Regions from separate parts of the Mus musculus genome. Here regions 1, 2 and 3 are each linked to region 4. A link is a loop called in an ENCODE intact Hi-C map of the cell type or tissue named here. Cell type or tissue: left cerebral cortex. All regions are shown on one strand. Links, peaks and the distances in the headings refer to the core of each region. The heading gives the core; the rest is flanking DNA. Region 1 overlaps Gm30223 (predicted gene, 30223). Region 2 overlaps Gm30340 (a long non-coding RNA gene). Region 3 holds the start of Mir124-2hg (Mir124-2 host gene (non-protein coding)). Region 4 overlaps Gm30340 (a long non-coding RNA gene).

The links. A loop is a pair of places that touch in the nucleus more often than their neighbours do. Peaks named below come from ENCODE experiments on the same cell type or tissue, not always from the same donor. Only the 100,000 strongest peaks of a DNase experiment are listed, where the experiment ranks them.
Region 1: a loop joins it to region 4, with 2.9 times the contacts of the local background. A loop is called at or near these places in 3 of 42 quality-filtered maps.
Region 2: it touches region 4 in a loop (6-fold over the local background); 9 of 42 quality-filtered maps call a loop at or near these places.
Region 3: it touches region 4 in a loop (5-fold over the local background); 9 of 42 quality-filtered maps call a loop at or near these places.

What each region holds. Positions count from the first base shown.
Region 1 is chr3:16,817,284-16,823,004 of GRCm38, forward strand. All of the region lies in intron 1 of Gm30223 (predicted gene, 30223), which reads left to right. Among named protein-coding and RNA genes, the nearest start is that of Gm30223, 3.0 kb to the left of the region's middle. In left cerebral cortex, for the core only: no CTCF peak of the experiment used is centred there; DNase peaks (open chromatin) are centred at 2,434, 3,415 and 4,658; H3K4me3 peaks cover 393 bases; H3K27ac peaks cover 1,303 bases.
Region 2 is chr3:17,776,625-17,782,345 of GRCm38, forward strand. All of the region lies in intron 2 of Gm30340 (a long non-coding RNA gene), which reads right to left. Among named protein-coding and RNA genes, the nearest start is that of Gm30340, 6.5 kb to the right of the region's middle. In left cerebral cortex, for the core only: no CTCF peak of the experiment used is centred there; a DNase peak (open chromatin) is centred at 2,719; H3K27ac peaks cover 1,469 bases.
Region 3 is chr3:17,785,765-17,791,485 of GRCm38, forward strand. Mir124-2hg (Mir124-2 host gene (non-protein coding)) reads left to right here and starts at 4,157. Exons shown (of 3, transcript NR_033490.1): 1 at 4,157-4,416. Gm30340 (a long non-coding RNA gene) reads right to left here and starts at 216. Exons shown (of 7, transcript XR_880680.2): 1 at 158-216. In left cerebral cortex, for the core only: no CTCF peak of the experiment used is centred there; DNase peaks (open chromatin) are centred at 513, 1,224, 1,752, 2,170 and 6 more places; H3K4me3 peaks cover 4,021 bases; H3K27ac peaks cover 4,812 bases.
Region 4 is chr3:17,616,746-17,622,466 of GRCm38, forward strand. All of the region lies in intron 2 of Gm30340 (a long non-coding RNA gene), which reads right to left. Among named protein-coding and RNA genes, the nearest start is that of Gm30340, 170 kb to the right of the region's middle. In left cerebral cortex, for the core only: no CTCF peak of the experiment used is centred there; DNase peaks (open chromatin) are centred at 2,962, 3,325 and 3,831; H3K27ac peaks cover 1,159 bases.

The DNA.
Region 1 (5,721 bases), core at 353-5,352, 800 kb before region 4:
ACCCCAATTGGATATATTTTTTAAAAAGAGAGGGAGCGATTGTATGTATTCTCTTGCAGAGGCTTTCTATCTCTGCCATTGGAGAATAGCTGATTGTTGTTATAAACAAATGTATTATGTATATAAAATGAAGCTAAATATTTAATATGCAGAATATATGTTTGTATGCATGCACAATGCAAAACCGTTTCTAAGATATTTTACAAAGAGAAATGATAGTGTTTTAAAAGGTGGGGCACAGAAGCACTAGAATAAGCTAAAATGAATTGTATACTTCTTTGTGCTAGGCCAGGTTTGTAATTCTATTTCAGATTGCAGAGGCTTACAATATATCTATTGTAGTAAAACAAGAAATAAACAAAACCCATAAATTATCTCTAGAATCTAGCGAGATCTTTGTCTTTCAATTTTAAGAAATGCTTTATTTTATTGGATTTCTTTTGTGGGCTTTGAAATGTTTATGACCTTCTGTAAGCAGAAAGCTCTTTCAAATTTTAACCCTCTTCTTACATGTAGTTAAAAATTCTTGTTTCATTTAATGCAGAGCTAATTTAGTGACATTACTAGTATTCTACTGAAATAAATCATTTTGCTATTTGACAATATTTCCTAAGTTATATTTCCCTAAAATTCTAAACTAATCCCTTTAAAATAAATTCTAGATACTATTTTGAACAAAGGCCTCATTATAAATGCTTCTATTTCTGCAAATGCATTTCTTTATGAGTCTTTTTTAATGCAATGGAGATTGACAAAGTACAGTTATGGTAAAGCACTAGTAGCTAGAATATAATAATACATAATAATCCTATATTTATATCTTTTGTGTTTATAATTCCTGTTAAAAACACAAATACTTATTACTTATATAATAATTTTGATCTTTTACATTTTTCACTATATAATTATACATAAATTTGCTAATAAATACTAATAAGTGATATGTGTTTATTAAAGCACAAGTCCCTACTATAATCTGTTATGAAGCAAATAAAATTGTGTTTGGTTACCTACAGTACTGCTTTCATTCCTGTTGTTTTATTAATTGGTTCTTTGATAAAGCAGAAATATTGCATTGTATAAATTGTTGCAGCCTGGATATTCTCATGAAATCTGAACAACCATTTCTTCATTTCCATTTGCCTTTTGCCTTTTGCAGTAACTGAGGAGGGGAGATGTCTGTTACTACCCAAAGAATATCCAACAGAAAATATGTGCATGAATAAGAAATATTTTTAAAATATTTTTGAGGTACTTTTATTAAAATGAAATATTTTTTGAGGGGAACACAGATTTTGAATTTCTTAATTAAGGTTCAATAGCTGCAAACATCTTCAGCTTCAAGAGACTGCTATTTTTCTGTTGTTAATTTTCACATGTATTTGTGAAATCTCTAAGTGAAAAGTCTTCCAGAACACTCTCCTCTTTTTATGTTGTATTACTTTACTTGGCTTATATTTTACGCACTAATATTAAGATTAAAGACAAAGCACTGTACCTTTAAGTCATAACCCAAGAGTACAAAGAGAAAGACACTCATGGTGCTGATCTACCCAGCATCTTCCTAAAACAATTGCCCCCATTTTATTTGTCATAGAATCCAGGCAATAACTAATGTTTTGCTTATTATTTTTACTCAGAAAAGATTGCATTCATAACCATATAAAATGCTGAATAAGAATAATGTGGTTTTGTCCTGAACTCAATTTTGATTAAAGGTGAGAACAACTAAGTTGCAAGTATACTCATATATAATTCCAGCTACATGTATTTACAGGTAACTATTTTAAAAGCTATTTAAAATATTTTAAATGATATTCGGTATCATATTTATACCAAGATATAAATCAGAATTATTTGCATCTGTAAATATTCCTTTTATGGCTAAACAAAAAGCAAAACACTTATATTTTTCGAAAAGGGCACACAATGCTAATGGTTTGCTCTGCGCACCTGCCAGCTTGGTTTGCAGTTTAAGCCACCCTGGAAATTCTCATTTCTTTGTGCAATATTTTATTCTGTGCTTTTCTTCAGGGCAGATTGGTTCTGCCTGCACTTTATTTCTGAACCCATGTTCATTCAAAATGGACTGCCAGACATAAATGCTCTATCTAGTGTTGCCACTGCTGCTGCAGGGGCTGCTGACTAACAGCACCCCTCCCCCAACCAGCTCCTGACCCATTCTCCTGCCCTATCCTTTGTTGACAATGGTAGTCCATTGTCAACAAAGAGTGTACAATTGTGGAATACTCAGCAGCAATTTTGGTAATGTTTTGCTTTGAATATTTTGAAAGTATTTTTGAAGTCTATAAATAGATGTGCCCCAAGCTTTTCCTTTTTCTTGATTTTAATATTTGGAGATGAGCTCTCATCCCACAGGGCAGCCTCGGGGACTGCAGTGGCTGGAATGCTTTCAGAGAACAAATGTGGCTCTGTGGCTCTCTTTTCATAATAATATCAACATCATATAGATTTAATAACAGGGTGATAGAGGACATTTTGATGATGGGGCAAATTCTCTGATCTGCCAAGGAAAGCATCTGATTCTCTCATGTACCAATTAATTATTGAAGCAACTGGAAATAATAGGCTACTCTGCTTGCTTCTTTCCTGCAAAGGAATGGAGTTGGTGTGGTGGTGGTGGTTTGTGTGTGTGTGTGTGTGTGTGTGTGTGTGTGTGTGTGTGTTTGCACAAGCATACATGTGAGCACTTGTCTGTGTTCAATAAGGAATCTTGGGCAGAAATTTCTTCACTGTGTTCTTAAAGATTATAGGGACGTTATCTGTACACGTCTGGTATGACAATAGTATTTCTAAGGAATAGGAATGCAATCTTTCTTTTTCTTTTTCCTTTTTTGAATTATTTTTTCATCCACACCCTTGATGGACCTCATTGTGAATTATTGTGTTTTATTTTAATGTCTACTTCTCATTTACTAGCACCTTTTTTGTTTTGTTTTGTTTTACAGCCCACTCTCTAAGGCAGGCACTAGATCAGTTGAGAAGAAAATCTTGTTTTGCTTTATGCCTCAATATGCATCATCCTCCTGCATACATAGATTGCCTTGGTATAATCTGGTTACTTTACAAAACTATTCCATGATATTCAGACTTGAGTCATCTTTCGCCCTAGAGTCTGTGGTTCTATAAACTTTTTAGATAGAGGGAGGTTGGATTCTTGGATTATTGTAAATTTGTTGCTTTCTATTGTGACAATAGTGTTTATATGCTTGACACCCTCATAATAATATTAAGCTCAATTTTTTAGTGTGATGTACTTTATACATTTGTATAAATGTCACAGCCTGTAATCACTTTCTTTGTCATCGACGATTAATCTAAAAAAATCGAATAATTCACTGCCCCTTGCCATTTACATATCGTCTGCTGCCATCTGCTCTTCTCAGCAGCAGTAAATGATGGGTAATTAACTCAGTGCCTTTGTCTTTCCCTTGCTGAATGTCTGACACATATAGATTTTCCTCTCTGTGCGGATGTGTGTGTATATGTGCATGTAAGAGGAAGAGGGAAGTGGTAAAGAATAAAGTGCAAGGGAGAATGAATGATACTTCACGGATGCATGCCAGCATGATATCATTGAAGGAGAGAAAGGCAAAGCAAGGTTCAGAGGAGTGGCCAAACTTCATGACCTCACATTTTAACCAAACCAAGATGAAGAAACACTACTGGAACTATGACTTTCTTGCACAATTGAGAGATTTTTCTAAAACCTTGAAAGCCAAGGTAATAATGGAAAGCCAAGGAAAGACTACAAAATCCTTTTGTTAATCAAGATGCGAAAAAAGATCATGCAAATGTGATGAAGTATACAATAACCACCACTAGCTTAAATACTCTACTTGACTTCTACACTGGGGGTAAATCTGTGTTGGAGAAATGATGCATAAGATAAATCTCAGATGGACTTGATGCTTGACCTATCTCTAAAAGCACAAAGTGTCAAGGAAAACCTAGAAGGACTCAGGAGACTCAAATTGTGTTGAAAAGCTGCTTTGAAAAGAAAATGAGATTTCTTCCCTGGATTTCTACAGATTTCCACTAAATAGATTAATTATTTCTTTCAGACGTCTCCCTTCACACAGGAGATATAATATTATTGGGACAATTCTTACTTGAAACACCTATCTTTCATTTTGCAATAATTTTCTGAATTGTGGCTGAGTTTGATAACACTAAAATTTGAAAATACTAAAAACTAGAAAGGGAAAATTAAGGGAAACTTATAATTTAGCTTTGTTTTAATCCAAAGTAAAGTTAGAATATACCCTGAGTTCCAGAGTATGACCAGAATCTCTTCTACATAAAATTCTTAAGGCTTCTTCTGACTAATGTTGATATACATGTACTATCTCTAACTTAAGCAAACTAAAGTTTGCTCATTTCATTTTTTCCATTCACACACACACACACACACATACACACAAAGAAAATATATTTCATTCACTCAGTAAATCTAAGAAATAATCTATAATGATGTAAATCATGACCTAATACCTAACCATTCACACTGGCAAGGTCTTTAGTAGTTTTGCCATTTGGTGTGCTCACAATCCCCAAATTGCTAGCAGATATAGACCTATCAGTACAGAATACAGGCAAATTCCAGGAACTTAACTTCCATATGCACACAATATTTTCCCATGCAGTCCAACCCCAGTATCTCAAATTTCCTATCTTCTGAGTGGTTATAAGAGTGTACTTGCATTTTTCTGTCATGAAAGTAATGAACGAATACCTGAAAACATTGATAGTTCTGCTTAATTTCAGTCTTTTTAATAACTCTTGCTTCATTTGTTCTATCATCATATGAGTTCTCCAGGTTAAATTATGTGTCCATAATCATAAAACAACTGGGCTTCCACAGAAGGTCATTCAGTGGGTAGATTATATTGTTCTCCATTAGTTTGAAATGTCTTATGGAGATGAGTGAATACAGGTATTAAGTGATGAAGTGGCTAAACATGTATACAACTGACTAATTCGCTGAAAAATAAGGAAAGAATATTACAAATGTGAAAAAAAAAAGAGGAGAGTCTCCATCTCTCAGGGATTGTGGCAAGTGTGTAAAATATATGTACTTTATGCAGTTATTTCAATTTTATAAATTTGTATGACTTACAGGTACATTTGTCAGCATGTAATTGAGTATGAGAACTTGAAAGCTTTCATTGCAATCATTAATCCAGCATCATTGTTCTCTTAGGTTGGTGTGTGACCCAACAGGCTTACAGAACAATATCTCTGAATATAATTGGCATATGTCAGCAAAATAGAATTAGTAACAAGTATTTTTTTTGAAATGTTCTTTTGTTAATTAAAAAAAAGATGAAGGTTTCTTCTTGGATTAAATTATAGCTTGAATTTCTTTGTGGTTTGATTTTGGTAGCACTTAAAATGAATTAATTTAAATTTTGATTCAAGAAGAATGTATTAATTCCCTTTTCTGTGAAAACACTGTAAGAGTTTTCCTTTCTTCAAAATGATTTTATTTGAATTCCTGGTCTGAAAGGTACACTGCATGGGAAATATGGGGCAATGACTTATCTAGGCTATCATACGTGTACAGGTAGAATTAACCATTTACCACCTCCTCAAGGTTTGAATAGACAGAGTGACAGGTAGTTTCTCTGGGGTGATTTAATAGCTACGACAAATCCAAACTCTCCCACAGCTGATTCCCACAGGCACAGGACTGAAGTG
Region 2 (5,721 bases), core at 245-5,244, 160 kb after region 4:
ACAGAAAGAATAGAGAGAAGGTTCAGAGTATCAAGATGGGAGGTCGGAGTATTGTTAACACAATCAGTTTGAGTGTTAGTAAGCTATGATGAACATTCAAACAAAACAGTTACAAAAGTTCAGTGAGGAAAAGACTTCTTGGAAGAGTTTTTAAAAGGAAGCAAATGTTACTTTGTGTTTATTTAAATAGTCAGATAAACAGAATTTTATGCATGAGAAAGGGGATTCTCAATTCCATTTCCATGTATTGAATTTCTTCAAATTGCGTCTTGCTGGAGGCTTCATGCAAACCTACTCTAAAGGACTTTTCCTAAGAAGAATGGCTTATAATACCAGAATGTTAAAACCTTCCAGGAGTATTTAGGTGTGTTTCCTGGATGTTAAGTAAGATATCATATGCAAACTGCAAATAGAGTGCTGGCACATTAGAGGCACTCAATAAATTTTAACCATTTTGCCATTAAGGTTTATTCATCAACATTGATCACAGGCTTTCTCTAGATGGCTAGTTAATCATCAAGAATTTTAAACAACATGTATTTATTGAATATGTCCAAAGCTCTCTGCAGGCAACATTGTCTGCTATGTAGATTATAGAGAATTGATTCTGGGACCACAAGTGCATTCTTTGGAAAGATGATATAGCATTACAAAAAGCTTCAATCTACAAATCCAGAGATTTGGACCTTCACACTAAGAACACATAGTGTTGATCCAGTCATTATTTGAAGTTGAGGAAAACAGTGTTGATCATGACCTAACTCATTTTGGTGGAGGTGGGACTAGGCCAGGACATGGGAGATCCCAACTGTCCTCCTAGTTCCCTTTCTGCAATAGCACCTATATATGGGACTGACACACCTTAGAAAACACCCTCACTAGCAAAGGTAACTTCCTGTACAAAGGATGCTGTACAGGAATTCCTGCAAACCCAAATCAGCAATTACTTAAAACTATACAAAAAGGTCAGAGACATCATTGCCAATTTAAGCCATTCTGCTGAATGACTGGCAAATGTTGCTATACTTCCAGACAAAGCATCCATTCTAGAAACTGAAGATTTGTACTAACTAAATGAATTCTAATTCTGAAATTTTGGATGCATAAATTATGGCTGCTTAAAATGAAAATAAAACTGCAGCATAAACACATGGGGATATACTCACATACTTAAAACACATATAAATCTATAAATGAAACCTGTAGAATTCAACATTTTCTACTAAAAGTCTATTATAATCTGATGAATGTAATTCAACCAGCTGTGATCTGTCCAAGAAAATCATGTATGTTTTATATATGCTCAGTACATGTTAAAACAATCCAAACATTGATAGCCAATACATATTACATAGAATTTTTTAAAGTCATATCTAATTTTGTTGAGTTGAATATAGATGTTTTTTTACAGAAATGTAAATAATAAGTCTTTTCAAGCCTATTAATGAATTAGTATTTTCTGCAAATAAGAAGTTCTGTTTATATAGGGGATGAAGAAATCAAGACAATATCAAACCTATACCTGGGATTTGACTCCAAATAAACCTCTGATTATTGATGTAGTGTTTTGATCATTGTTGTTACAGCTATGCTTTCAAAATTCAGATGATTATTGCTCTTGTTTAGTTTTGTTTGTTTTATTTTGTTTTGTACTCCTTTTCTCCATTTGAACCTTTAACCCTTCAGCCTCAAAGAGCAACTACAGCCTGAAAGTAGAATATCTGAGGTCAGTTTCAGCCATAAAACAAACACATCATGTGAGTCCTAATGTTCAACATTTGTTCTAGAAGAACTGTCTTAAAATTCAGTATTCTATCTTTCATATTTCTATATTAGCTACAAAATCACCGAGCTATTATACTATTAACTATCTGTGGTTTTTAACACCATATTATCTCTGAGGTTTTTAGTTTAATAATATCAGTTCTTAGATTATCTACATTAAGCTCTTTATTTTTGCAGTAATAGTCATCTTTAGCAGACATTTATAAATTTTAATATGAGAGTCTTCAAAGAAATTAATATTCTAGTGAGTAACTCTAAGAAGTAAAGAAGAAAAATTCCTTCAATGTTCAAAGCTAAATAGTAAACACAAGTTTGAGTTTCAATGTTTAATTTTAGGTTTTATAATTTGATTTTTCTATTTGAGATTACTTCTTGTTATTTAGGTCATCTACCAATATTGGTAAATGTTCATTTCTTTGGTAAATGATTGCTTCTTTCAAGACAGAGAGACAGAAAATGAATTACATTAAATTCATATCGATTCATATATATATACTTGTATCTAGAATAAACTTCAATATAAGTTGCATAATACCAAGATGTTCTTTTTACTTTGAGAATTACATGCTAGGTATCATATGTACTAAATGCAGTATAATGAACCAAAAGCTTGATAGTGTTAACTCTGCTAGCTAAATAATGCATAATCTCAATAAAGAACTAGCTAAAGTTCCCAAAAGTTCTAATTCATGATTTACTTGGTAAGATTGTGAATTGGGAAGTGAAATGGGATAGAAAATGCAAGAGGTCTTAATATAAATATTAAAGATCTAGAAGAAGAATCGTCATATTCCCAAATTAAATTTCTTAAAAGCAGAATTGCTATTGCCCTTTTTCAAGCCTTTTGTTTCACAGTTTAATTCAACAGAACATTCTGACTCATGTGCATGCTATAAAAAGCTTTGGCCTCAAGCCCATCACTTCACACAGCCATGCAAATAATAAGCAACTCAAGCCTATGTCCTACAGAAAGCCTCCCAAGCAAGCTGATGCAGGAGCCTGAGTATCAGAAGAGGTTTGGAGGAGGGATAACTAAAAATGCTGAGTACCTGCCCAAAGATAAGAGTAGGCAATAGCCACGGGCCAAGAGGAGAGGGTGGAGTAAGAGAATCTGAGAACATACGGTAATTAAATGTTTTTTTCAAGAGGAAAGTAAATCATGTGCGATATATCTGGTTGATGAGAAAGCACACAAATTTTGGAGACAAAATTATTTGAATTATTGTCTGGATTTCAAAAATTGTTAGCTACATGACCTTGGCCAGTATATGTAAGACTCCACAGCCCCAACCTCAGCTCATACTTTCTTGTCTCTAAAATGAAAAGCAACCTTGACATGTCCTCATGAGAATGTATGTTCATGGAAGAACCTGGTAAAGCGTCAACACATGGCACTCAATAGAATACCATACCTTCCCTCCCATCTTTCCTGAGTCTTACATTAAGTTAGGTTTTTGTTACTATGCAGCTGCTATGCTGTCTCCCAAGCAATTTGTACTTTTCAGTTTATGTAATCATTATGCCCACTATATATATATTATATATTATATATATAGCTATATAACCACAACCACGTCAAAGAGAAACTGCAGGAGGATTTGTCATGGGTTGTTTGACTTACTTTGATATATTTTTAATTTATTGAAAGTTGTTTTTAGAAACATGTTTGTGTTTCAACTTTCAAGTCATTCTCTTATTTTAACAACTATGACAGAGAGAGAGAGAGAGAGAGAGAGAGAGAGAGAGAGAGAGAGAGAGAGAGACCAAACTGGAATTATCCAGAAAGAGCTGCCCTATCTCTTATCTTTCTAGATTCAAAACTTCTAAATCCATAGGAAAGCTTTGTGATTATGTCTAGGAGTTCTCAGAGATACTGTTGACTCAGTAAAGTTAGGGCAGTCCAATCCTATACTAGAACAAAATCACACTGGCAGTTTGACCTTTTGAATGCCCTCAGACTAACCTCTAGATGTTACAATGTAAGACTTACCCTTAGTAAGGACATTCATCTAAGATGCTGTTTCTTTCAAGAGTAGAACATTCAGAAGATTAAAAACAGGAGGGAGAACAAAATCAAGTAGCAAAGCTTCATTAAAGGCCTTACCCAGTTAATTTTAAAGCATCACTAACAATGCAAGCAAACCATAATGAAGTTCACATCTACCATCGAGACTGACACACTGTCAAAGAAAGAAGTGAGGAAAAAGAACAAGAGAAAGAGGAAGCAGGAGAAAAAAAAATCTCAGAACCAAAAGAGAAGCTAGATCTTTGAGCACTTTCTCTTTCCAGCTGCAGAATAATTAGGACGGTCTGCACTAAAATACGAGACTATTTTCCTGACCACTTTGGACAAGTGAATCTGCTACTGGGGCAACAAATACACAGAATCCTGAAAAATCTGTCCTGCCAATGTTTACAGTCCTTCTTCCTTTCAAGTACTATCTAGGGTTCAAGACTACCTAGCTTCTGGTAGGTTCCATATACTGCTGTGTTTAACTTAGAACACTTCTAATTAAGCCTACATCCACAATCTCCAATCCTTCAAAGTGGCCCTGGGATTCCTCATCCCAGGTCCCTGGTGATGTGTGTGTACAAACAAAGCTGTTTATCACTGTGTCTCAGAAGATCAGTGAACCAATTTGGGATGAAAATGTTCTGAGATAGAGTGAAGCCTCAGGTGACTGGTTTTATAAAAGCGTGTCTTTCACAAGAAGAGAAAACTCCAAGAAAAACTCAGTATATTAACTGTCACCCTTCAAAAACCAGGACACAACTAAGGCAGTGCATTGCAATTGGGCGTTTTCATAGCTAAGATTCTTTTTATTTTCCCATAACTAAGGATGTTTCCCCCCACCCCGTAACGCTTTTTCTTGTAAAGTATGTTCAAGTAACTAGTCCTGGTTTGAGGGTTTTAATTTTAAATATGGTCTTCAGGAATCTGCAATGTACATTTAACTACTGGGAAATAAAACATTGTGTTCATCCAAAAAATAACCTCATACTGCTGCAGACTTGCATGAACTCCAAAGTGCCAATAATGACATAAGGTCTGCTTCTGCTTGATACCTTTGCCATCAGATACCAAACAAATTAATTTTATCAGAACCTAATTTTCAAGGGATCTCTCAGTACTTAGTAAAAAGCAGAATGATAGAGGAAGAAAAGCTTAGAAATGAGGTTCCTTATTGGCACAAAACGATTATTTTGATAATACTAACAACGCCACCAAAGCCCTATTTGGTTCCTAGATGCTAGTGCCTAATACCCCACTTTCACACCTTGTGTATTAAATGCAGCCCCTAAAGAAATCAAACACGTTGATGACTATAAAAGTTTAAGAACATCAGTCTACATTCTAAACCACAAAACCCAAGGACTAAATGAATACCACCAGCATAGTTTGGTTTTTTAGGGTGTTTTCAAATACATTCTTTAACCAAAAGATCAGTTTGAAACATGTAATCACTGATTAATGAATCTGTCTGTGGTGCAGAAACACTGTTAAGCCAAAGAGATAATGAAGAGTATAAGAAAGAAGGAGGCAATACAAGAGAAGTCAGAGAAGTAAATACAAAATGGTGAAGTGTTAAATCATATACTTTTTATTTTATAGAAAGTTTTAACACTTGACTTTGATCTTCTTAAAAAGCAACCATTATTAAAAGGAATACTAAATTCTTATCTTTAACAATATGACAAACACAAGTAAACCACTAGAATGTAAAGCAGTTTAAGCATATACAAGTATATCTTTAGATAACTTGGTAAAAATTCTCTAGAATAATTTTCCTTGTCATAAATGATTGAATAAGCACATAGTTTTCTGGTTGAGAAACTGATATCAAAGTCAAAAATGGTTTTCACAATATATTAGACAAAATGTAATTAGTTGAGAAAATACTATGCTAAGAAAAAGGAACATAGTTTTAGAGAAAT
Region 3 (5,721 bases), core at 482-5,481, 170 kb after region 4:
ACTGACCCGCACACATCCCGTGGATCGCCTATTCATTCTCACAGCCCTGCAGTCGCCCAGGCTCCCATTGTTTGCCAAGTAACAATGGAGGTTTCGCAAGGAACGCAAAGCTCTTTTCAAACCCTCTCTGATGTTTTGCATTTAGGGAAACACCAACCTTCACTTTTTTTTCTCTCCGCATTTTCCCTCACCTCAGTTAAAGTGGATGGTTTTCGGGGGTGGGGGGAAACTTGTGTGAGTTTGGCGATTGTTTGCAGAACACCAGCATCTAACGGAGCCTAGACCGATGTGGGTCGGCGGTGGGGGTTAGGAGCCCCAGAGATTCCTCCCCCTTCTTCTTCTTAATGCTTTTAGAGAACGGAAGCTGCCTCTGGGGAGAAGGGGGAGGGGAAGGGAGAAAAAAGCGTTTCCTTGGCGCGGTTGCCCGGCGGGAGCTCTGCGGCCGAGGCCCAGGCCAGGCTTCGGGCCCTGGTCGGCCACCACGAAGTGGCGGGTCGCCTACAGCAGCGGAAGGCACCGGCGAGTGGCTGCCAGGTTTCTTTGGCTCTGCCTGGGCGGCTCGGTGCCCAGCCCTGTTGTCAACTCCTCCGCTCCCCTAGTCCCTCGGGCCCCACAAGCCCTGGCTGGGCGCGCTGCGGGGCAGCGTCAGACTCAGGGTCCTGGGGGAGTCGGGGACTGAGGGCCGACGCCCCGAGGCCGGGACGGCTCCTCCTGAGACTTCCTTCTGCCGTGCTCTTTCGCAGCTGTTGACTTTCTGTCGTGGGACAGGGGACCGGCTGTGGGCATCTGGGCTAAGTGAGGTATTGCGGAGACCGAACCAGGCCTGCTGCGGCCACCGCCTCTCCGGACGCCTGGTGTCCGCGGCCCCGGCCGGGCCACGGGCAAGCACCTGGGCTCGGACCCAGGGTCTACGAGAACGTGGGCGCCTCCCGCGTGGGGTCTTCGGCTTCTCCCAAACGCTCCCCGCCTCCCTGCACGTGCAAACGTGGCGGGACAGCTGGTGAGGCTGGGCGCGGAGGCCTCAGGGGTTTGGGCAGTTAGCAGCGGCCGGTGGCCCACACTGTGGACGGTCGTCTGGGAGCTTTCAGCGCCCTGGGTAGGCCTAGCGCTCTGGGCGGAGGCCAGGCCAATGACTGCCAGGAGGGGTGTCCTATAGAACCGTGAGAGACGGTCCCCACCCCATCCCCCCCAGGCCTGGTAGGTGCGCACGATGCCTGTGACCGCTCTTACTCCGCGCACCCTCGCGTTTACACATTTTCCCTGAGCATTGCTAAAGCCGAGTAGCTGTGCGGCCCCGAGGCCTGACACTAAAGTCTGGGTCGCTGCCAGCCGCTTAATGTACCCCAAGAGTGCCTCGATCTAGCTGGGAGCAGCAAAAGAAAGTGGGAGCGAGGAGGAGGAGAAGGAAGAGGAGGAGGAGGAGGAGGAGGAGGAGGAGGAAGGGTGAAGGAAAGAAAACAGAGGGAAAGGAAGGCTACGAACTCAGGCCAGCGCAGAGGGAGTAGGGCTCATTGTCCCGTCCCTTCAGTCCAATTGATATGCTAATCTCTTTTCTGATGCGATACAAAGAACACCTTTGCACTTTAAAAAGACTTTTGTGCCCTGGCTACAGAAGTTTATTATCCACTAATTAGCAACAACTTCTGGCAATGAGTTGGGTTTCGTTTTCATAAGCTAGCTCTAGCTATGAGGTGTGCAGGGCAGTAAGAGGTTCGCATTGCAGAGAAACCCTCTTATCCCGGGTTAGAAAGCAATCACTGGCTTTGGTTGCTCAACCGAAGTAGGTAGGAGATCCGGATCAAGAGTTAAAGGTGTCTAAATATAAAGGCTCCTTTGGAAGGACTTTGCAGGATCCAACTCTGTGTTTTCCATCCCCTGAGCTGCCTGGAGGCCATGGCTGTATCTGTCTGTCCATCTTTCTTGGGTAGACGGGGAGTGAAATCCGGGAGCAAATGTTCCGGCAGTAGCCTCAGATTCTTGAGTTTTCCTTGGCAGGTGTTTCTTAGGATAGCGAAGTATGCAGGAGAGGCCCATACCTAGGAAACGTGAGGTCAGCTTTCATACAGTCCTAAGGCCTTCCTAGAGCTCCGGGGCAAAGCTAGTATTGCCAGAACTGGAGAAGAAGAGGCTGGGTCAAGTACCTGTACTGGGTGGTCTGAAGTCGCCACCCCACTGAGCCATCTCTGCTAGCTAACCAAAGCTAAGCACTGCAACTTCCCCGTAGTGGGCGGGATGCACTGAACACTCTGACCTGGCCCCTCCACGGGCCAGGCAAGTCCTTGAGGATCTTTAGCAATCACACATCCCAGGTCAATAAACTGAAAACGGATAGAATGAACATGATCAGTGAAAAGATACAGGGAAGGAAAATGATGTACCTAGTGCCTCCCCAAGTCAAAGTCCTCTGCCCCGATAAAAAACACCGACCTTTAGACCTGCTTTCTGTCTGGACTCCAGGCACAGAAATGATATTTTGTCAAGTAATTCCAGCCCCCACTCAGCACTTTACAAACATGTTTTACAAACACACAAGAACGTATCTTTTCTTTAGAATGTTTTATTTCATATTTTGTTTTACGTTTCCAAGTATCTTCGTAGGAACGCTTGTTGGATATTTCAAGCAGACAGAGGTACAGCTCAGTTATAGCCCAGTTCACTTAGCTCTGTGCTCAGGGTGAAACATGGCCTAATTCAAACGCCCAGGGTGACTTAGAGTATCAGAGTGAACATTTACAGTCAGGAAGTGGTGACATGTTTTGTTCCCATTGGGTAGTACTGAAGTTGCACCTCTCCAGTGTTCCAGTGTGGGGGGTTCTTGACTAGAGTTAGAATGAGAAATGGGGGTAGGAGCTGACAGTAGACTTAGCAGCAAATTACTGACAATTCAAAGTTTTTTGTGGTAAGGGATTCTACAATTTCCCAGAAGATGGGAGCACTAGGAAGGAGAAAAACACTCCTAAGTATCTTCCTAGCAGTGGCCTTGGGGGAGGGGGGGGTGGCAGGTGAGTGAGAGAGGAAGGTGGCCTTGCCACCCCACCACCTTCATTGAGGTAGAGCAATGGCTTGGTCTGGATTCTTTCTGAAAGAGAAACTGCAGGAATGCAGAGTTGCTTTTTGCGCCCCAACCTACTTAAAGGAGTGGGAGCCAAACCCCTGCTCCCAACAACAAGCAGCATTTTCCTTATCAGAAGCCCTCTGGGACTCAGCAAGCTTGATAGGCTCTGGCTCTGATGTCCCATAAGGCCCACTCTGTGGCTGGAAGAAACATGATCAAAACCCATGGAACTCAGACTTCACTGACCACAGAGTCCTGCCTGGAAAAGTTGAAAACATTCTCCCGAGCAAGGCCTATTTGTAGAACTCCTCAACCTAGTGTCTGTATAGCAAATTCTGATCCTATTTCATATTAAGAACATACTTACGTTTTTATTTAGTCCAGCAGATTTTCCCAAATGACTTAATTTCTTCCTGAGGCAATTTTAAAAATTCAGAATATTATTGTTTTTTAAAAGGAAAGAAATAGAAAGGCTCTCATTTAGAGCACTGAGGGATGTTATCAGTGTGACCTTGACGTGTAAATGGAGAAGGCATGCTAGGTTTGAGTCCGAACTCTTGTCTTCTTGCGTATCTGAGATGTTCTCGGTCTGGCTAAGAACAGGGACATGAGGAGAGATTTGTTTTTAAAGGTTACCATTAGCGGTTCACTAGCTGAGGTTAGGAATTTTGTATTTTTATATTTCGTGAAATTCATGATTTAATTATACTCCTCAAACAAATTAAGGGCAGGCCTTCTACACAAATTGGAGGCAGCTAAATGCTCTTTTGTGCCTGCAGCTCTCGGATTGTTAAAGAGGCTGCTGATGCATGAGAAGAAGTGCCTGATTTAACTCATTGGGATGCAGGAAGCGACCTGCCCTCTTTTGAAAAAAAAGTGAGAGAGAGAGAGAGAGAGAGAGAGAGAGAGAGAGAGAGAGAACACTAGCTTTAGAAGAGCAAGAGGGTGAGTGACAGAGAGAGGAGAGGAGAGGAGAGGAGAGGAGAGGAGAGGAGAGGAGAGGAGAGGAGAGGAGAGGAGAGGAGAGGAGAGGAGAGGAGAGGAGAGGAGAGGAGAAATACAGGGGCAGGGGGTGTGTGCCAAACTCCTTCTTTGCTGAGTAGAAAGCTTCTGAATTTCAAGCAGAAAGTGGAAGGAGCTCCACAGAGCAATATCTTGGGCTGCGTGTGCAGAGCGTAGACAATGAAAATCTCCGCCCCCTCCCCCATGCTCTCAAGTCTTCAAGATTTTTTTCTTTCCTTCACAACGATGGAAGCTATGTAAAAATCAAATACACAGAGATGTATATACTTTTTTTTTTTTAAAGCACAGACTAACAAACCGAAGGACCTGACCATGGATTATTCAAGGACTCACCTGCTGTAAGTACTGTCTGTCTTTTCCTGGGTTTTTAAGCTCTGCTTCGCGCGGTGAACTGAGTGTTCCTATTGTGAGCAGAGTTGCTGCCTGTGTCTGTATGTTTTTATTTGTAGGGGCTTCCTGCATTGTTTTTGTTTTGTTTTGTTTTTCTGTACCTAAGCTGCAGCATTTTACCTAGGCTAGTAATAGAGTCCTGTTATTATGCTGTGGATTGTAGCAGTGGGCTGGGGGCAGGGGAGGCGCACAGATCAGGGTTTCCCGCGCTTTGAGCATCCTTAAGAGTTGCTGCCAGCTTAACATCCTCGCTGAAAGATTGGTTCCTGTCGCTCAAAGGGTAGGACTACGGAGCTACCGGACGAGCTCTGGGGACAGGATGGAGTCAAAAGGAGAGATCTTAGACTGGGAGATGATGGGCCTCCATCCCCACAACAACACACCTAGTTTAGAGCCCTCTGCTGCCCACCGCTAACACCCGTTGTCTTGGGAGGATTAACACGGCCCTGAGCGCTGCTTCTGGAACCGAGCCTTTCCTGCGTTTTTGTTTTGTTTTGTTTTGTTTTTAACTTAAACCTTAAAGCTGGGATCTTCTAGACATCAGGGCTAAGTGAGGATGCCTCTGTGTGTGTGTGTGTGTGTGTGTGTGTGTGTGTGTGTGTGTGTGTGTGTGTGTGTGTGTGACCAAACAATATAAATTGCCATTCGCGGAAGATATTTTCTAGCCTCTTGAAAATATGCAAGAATTCTGCGGCCCATGCTTCCTTTGTGTAGCAGGCAGCGCCAAGCGCTTTGTGCTTCGCAAGTAGAAAATGGCGAGTCCTATTGTGTTTAGGCCATTTTCTTCCGGTACAAGGATTTCCCAAGTTTTCAATACTTTGAGGGGCAGGAGCAAGAATCAGCCCTCTTATACCCAGAAAAGCAAAAGCGGAAGCGGCTATGGCTGGGCCCCTTGGCCCGGTGGGTATGGACCTTGCTTTGAAACCAAGGGTCTGTTTCCCTGCTGTCCAGATATTTGAATAGAAACAATTTGTACTGGTCGGTGCCCTTTAAAGATTTGTAGTTCTAGAGGGCATTAGATCATAAGTGTGTGGTTATACACATACATGAAAATAATACCTCTCCTCTGATAACCTGCAGAAAATGAAAACAAAACAAAACAAAACAAAAAACCACCAATCATTTGGGGGTGGGGTAGTGTATTGTGTTTTTTCCTTTCTCCAGTCATCCCTGGGAGAATCACAGGACAAGATTATTTTTACTCTACTGTGTCAGTCTTTAGATTTTTTTAAACCTAAGATGAAATGCTATTG
Region 4 (5,721 bases), core at 345-5,344:
TTTGTAACAAAGCAATCTCTCATTAAATGCTGCCTGGCACCACTCTCTTGAAGCAAAGGGACATTCAGATTATTGAATGCCTTTGTACTCCTCATTCCTACCAGGCTATGGAGTCCAGCAGTGGCATCAGTCCCACACACTTCCTGGCAGGCATCCAGTCATCTGCCTGCCCTCTTCAAACTGCATGGGCATTTGCCAATCTAAGCAGCACTGGTAGGCAAACAAGCATGGCACACGACTCTTCTGGCTGAGAGCCAAGTGTGCAGCTGAACAATCTAATTTGTTTCTACTGAAGAGGGAAACATTCTTTCCTATTCTTCCCTATTTGGTTGAATTTACATGTAAAAGTTTGTTATGGTATAAAGCAATGTGCACTTATCTACAATTCCTTTCTGCTTTTACACCTCTTTCCTCTCAACAGTACAGGTCATGATTTTGTCTGTGGCTTTTTTAAAGTTCCTCCTGGCTGACAGTTTCTTCAATGAAATGACCCCTGAGTGTTATCAGCTAGCTAGCAGGTGTGTCTCTATTCAGAATCTTGCAGACAGAAGTGCATCTTGGGTAAAGAGCAATCTATGTACAATCCAGTTTTTTTCCAACATTACCCATGATTTGTTGTCCTGAAACAAAAATTTAACAAATTTTCTTCCAAGTTTAATGGTTTTACCCCATGACATGCTGACCTAAATTAAGATCAAACAAATCACATAATTAATTTTAAATGCATTTAATTTTATTTCAATAAATCTTTGTGCCTGATTATTAATCTATTTTCCAAACCATTAGATACCTAGTTTAAATGAAATATGACAGTAAATAAAGTGATACTCAAAAATACATGTATTTTTAACCCTAGGCCCAAATGAACAAGTAGGGATAAAGCTAAAACTACAGCCATACATTTTTATTCTGTTCAGTTTTTCAAATAGAACCTATAGAATTTTTTTTCTGGCTATTTTAGAATGGTTCTTCACAGTAAATTAAGCTATGATTATCTTGAGAAGCTGGATTATTTTTGCAGATTTTCACATACTCAAAGAGAACAGTGACTATCAAAACAATTAAAAGTGTCTACTCCTTTCCTTAAATTTCTTAAAATGGGCTATGGGATGCAAATTACAAACTCCTCTATAAATAAGATGGTAAACTGAATAGAGAAAATTTAGATGTAACAGTGAAATTAAATATACTGCAAATAGCTATAAGAAAAAACAAATAATCACAAAACTAGCAGACTTTTCTCAGATACGCTTTAAATATCACAATAAAGAAGATAATTACATAAAATGCTAGCTACATTCATTTGAGCTGCCACACTATATCAAGTTTCCATTTGTTTCAAAGATATGCACTTTATGAAATAATAGCTTTGTGGAATGGAGACTTAAAACCCTTTCTGTAGATGGTTTATGGTGCTTATTTTATTATTTACAAGTACATATTTACACTTTGCTTAAATAATGTCAATTCAAATCCTTCTAAAATTTTTGACATCAAATCTAATGGTTATTCAATGTTTACATATTTAATGTCTCTATATTTTTAAAAAGTACTTTTATTTCTATTCATGCTACTATACACTAATGTCAGATTCTATGTAGCATCTATTAATGTTGTAAAGAAATTATTATTTAAAAATCAATATATTATTTGCTATAATCTTTTTGAAAAAGAGAAATTACATGCATATTTTATTCTATTTTATTTGATTAATCATTTTTATAAACAAGTAAATTTCAATAAAATTGCATTGCCAACTTTAACCTTTCCTATCAAAGAGGATGAACCAGCAAATGGAAAAGGAAACACTGGAAAGGTAGTTAGGAGTTAGGAGTACACGGAGTGAGCTTTTCTACTACTACATGTGTGTTCTTTGTTTTTCTTAAGAATGTTTCACACTGATGAAACTTCATTCTACATTCCAGGTTTACACACATTCACATTTTAGTTCAGGTTGTATATTTAAAGTCTTTGGAGCAATGCAATCATTTGCTCATCTAACTTGATTGAGCTACTTAGCTGTTTTTGTAAATTTTGGAGAGCCTATTTTAATGGGTTTCAAGAAGGTCTTTGTGGCCTATTTGAAGAAGTAATATTCTATTCTTAAAACACAGTGTAACTTCTTTCAATCTCAGTGGTGCAAAAATCATAGGAAATTTAGAAATGCCCCCAAACACAAAAGATTGCATTATTATTTGGTGTAATATGAATAGTTTGAAATTTCAGAGTACTTGTAAATAATTTGATTCGTTCCAAAGTACAGCTGAAGTTCTCTTAGAGAAAATAGCATAGAGAAATATTACAAAATGGCTGATTACATGTGAAATATGATTAAAGAAAATGTACATGTATCCTATCTTCTTGTCTGTTTTAAAGTATTAATTTCTGTTACTGTTTAGTTCACCTTTAAACCCTTATTATTATTTGATCATATTATCTCATGATACATTATTATTTGCTAATATGTTTTCTAAAATAATGATTTAGATGACCTCAGAGAATTTATTTTATGTGGACATGCATGATTATATGTGAGGGCATAGCCTCCTCTTTTGGATGCTAGCCAATATTCAGTTTTACAAAATTATTTAAAGAGTGAAGTTGTCATAACGTTGTTTATTATAAGCCTATTGTATATGTATAATAATATAATTCTCCTTTGAAGGTAATTTATGTTGAGAAACATGTATAATTAAATATTTCAAAAAACAGAATCCTAACCTACCTTGTATAATTTGGGTAAGCAAATTGGTTGGCTAAATTCCCTGCAATAGTCTTCAATTTTTTATCTCACTATTTATAGAAAGCTGCAGAAACAGCTGAGCTTTACTGAAGTGATGTCACATTTGCTGACTGAATGGTTTACTCCAGAGCATGCTTGGAAGCTGCATGAGTGGACTTAAGGTTTGGTATGCAATCCTAAGCAGTGAGAAGGTGTAAACACGGGCATTTTTCAGCCCAGCCAATCAATACTGCATTGATGACTTTCTACTGACCTTTAACCCCATGAAGAATTCCAATAGCACCATACTGAATCTTCCTGTCTTCAAGGGCTGCCTAGCATAAGCTACCAATTTTACAATCGATCTCAAGTCATCTCTGTGAATAAAGCTTGAGATTTCAAGCAACAGCAAGCAATTTTTGAAAGGTCAGGGCTAGGTTTTTATTTGCTTGACCTGTGCTTTCAACTTGTATCATAGTTCTTTATAACCACTAAAAGTAGTAAGAAATTTTCAGATTTTTCCCCATGTATTTTTAGTAACCCTTTGGGCATTTTCACTGTCCCTAAAAGAATATGGTTGCATGGCAACCTTCGCAGTTGCTATGGAGACTCCATGTGTAAGCAGCTGCTGCAATCAGCATTAACTCCAGGCTTGCAGGTTTGTCATTCCAATACATAGGGAGGGGGAACCAAATAGGACAGCACACTGCCGTAAAGGGGAAGTCACCTAGATAATGTCACTCACAAACATATGTTCCACAATTATTCTTTCCACTGTTTTATTGCTGCAATTATAGCTAAACTAAGATTACAAAATTATATGGTTTTAATTTGCCTCTATTGACTATGTTTCACTTCCATTAAAATTAAGTCTGAACTCATTTACGTAGAGAACTGTAGGCTTTCAAAAAATATTTTTTTGCTTTCTCATTTAATGTCAACAAGGGAAAAAAAATCAATGTCCATAAAAATTTTTGTCTGAAAAAGGCAACTCAGCCAAAATATAAATTAACCTATCTTTCCAAGCGTGGCCCCTATTTCATAGATCTGTTTTCCAATATTTTCAGTTGTGTCAGGCTAGACATCAAAGATTCCTTAGATGACACTGATCCAAGCCTTTCAAATGTAAGCAGAAATGCTGGCTAAGCCATCTTAAGCCCTTATCCTTAGCTCATCTCATCAAGCGGAAGTATTGCAGCATGTGACCTCAATAGCAATGTTCTTAAACAGAAAACCCAGGAACAGAGTTTGTAGGAAACTATCAGGGACACTTAATTCAGACTAAAATTTTTTTACCCTAATTTTGATAAGCCTGAATGATTCAGAAGTCGTTAACATCATCAAATAAATTTATTTGAGAGAAAGATGATTTCATAATGCATAAACATAATATCATTATTGCAGGCATCATTTTTGAGATAGTTTGCTACATTTTTCATAGATATGAGGTTGACATCACAAAATAAAGAAAAATTGATATGTTTAGTCTAAGATTTAAATTTCTTATTTTTAGAAACCTAAGGATTACTACTAAAACTCAGGATAGTACATAAAGTAATGTCAGTATTCACTTTCTAGGCTTTATGATACACTAGAAATCAAGCAAGAAAGAACTATTTCCTATGATGGCTCACGTTCTAGAGATATTGTCATACTTTTATTCTGTGATACAAAATGGTCACATTTAATTATAGTCCTTGGAGCTATAAAATAATCCACAGAATAAAACACTAACCAAAAGAAATTTAAAACTATGTAAATGACTGAATAGTGCTATTTTAAGACAAAACAAGCATTGGAAAACTTTAGAAGCTGTTAATATTTATGTAGCTATAATAACTTACATTTATACTGTGAATCACAGAGAAGGTCACATGTATATATGTCAAAAAGATATTTCTTTAATGGAATTGCATGTCAATGTGTATATACACATGTATATATCTGATACATTGTAAAATTGCACCCAATAATAATGCATAACAATACATTCTAAAAAGCCTCCCTTAGATACACTTTAAAGGGTGAAATTTAACAATGCTAAAAAGCATCTCACTAATATGTTCATGATTAAAATAGAACACACAATTCCAGATACTTGTAATTACCATTTTAATGGATCTTTCAGTAGATATCTAATTGCACAATTCATAGATTTAAAAAATCTGAATGATTTATTATTCAATATTAGAATGATTTTGTTAATTTCATTTTTCACCACACAGTATATACTGCTACAAATATTCATTTTTTAATTCAGTAAAATACGAGAAACAGACATCCCCTCATAGATGTTGCTCTCTTTCATTTGGATGCAATCTTTTTTTTTTTTTAGTTTTCAAGAGTTAGGCTGGGATAAACCTCTAAGCACAACAGCATTGGCAGGCGCTGCTATTATACACAAATCCAGATGACATTAAGTGACCTATTTTCAAAGCCTGTCTGAAAAAAAGTGAAACCAAAGAATTGAATTTTGTGTCTTTAATAGTTCCTTGTCATGCAGTCTTTAAGTCAAAGTATGATCACTGAAGGACAAATCCCCAAGCTCATAAACACAACAGGGGCACCTCGTGCAGCCCTACCAACTAGATTTTATGGTCTGTTCATTACAGCTTGAGGATCAGTGCAATACAGGGTGGGGTAGAGAACACTTGAGTCAATGCAAACTTGCTGACCAGGATTTAAAGTCAAACACTTTCAACTACAGCAAAAATGTAAAGTCCTATTGGGTGATTTAAGGAATGATTATTTTCAATACATGTTATGTTAATCTGAAATGTGGTACATCTTGATTTGTATAATAAATACACTTTCGTAAAACTGCAACTTGTACAATTTTGAAGGAATATTGTAATCCAAGTTTGTCATTGCTAAACTAATCAAAGCACTGTAGTCTTGAGTCTCATGATAATGGAAGCTACCCTAGTTAATGTTGCAAAGTATACTCCTATAGTTGTAGATTCAAACTGCACTTCTAAGTGGGATTCTGATGAATGAGA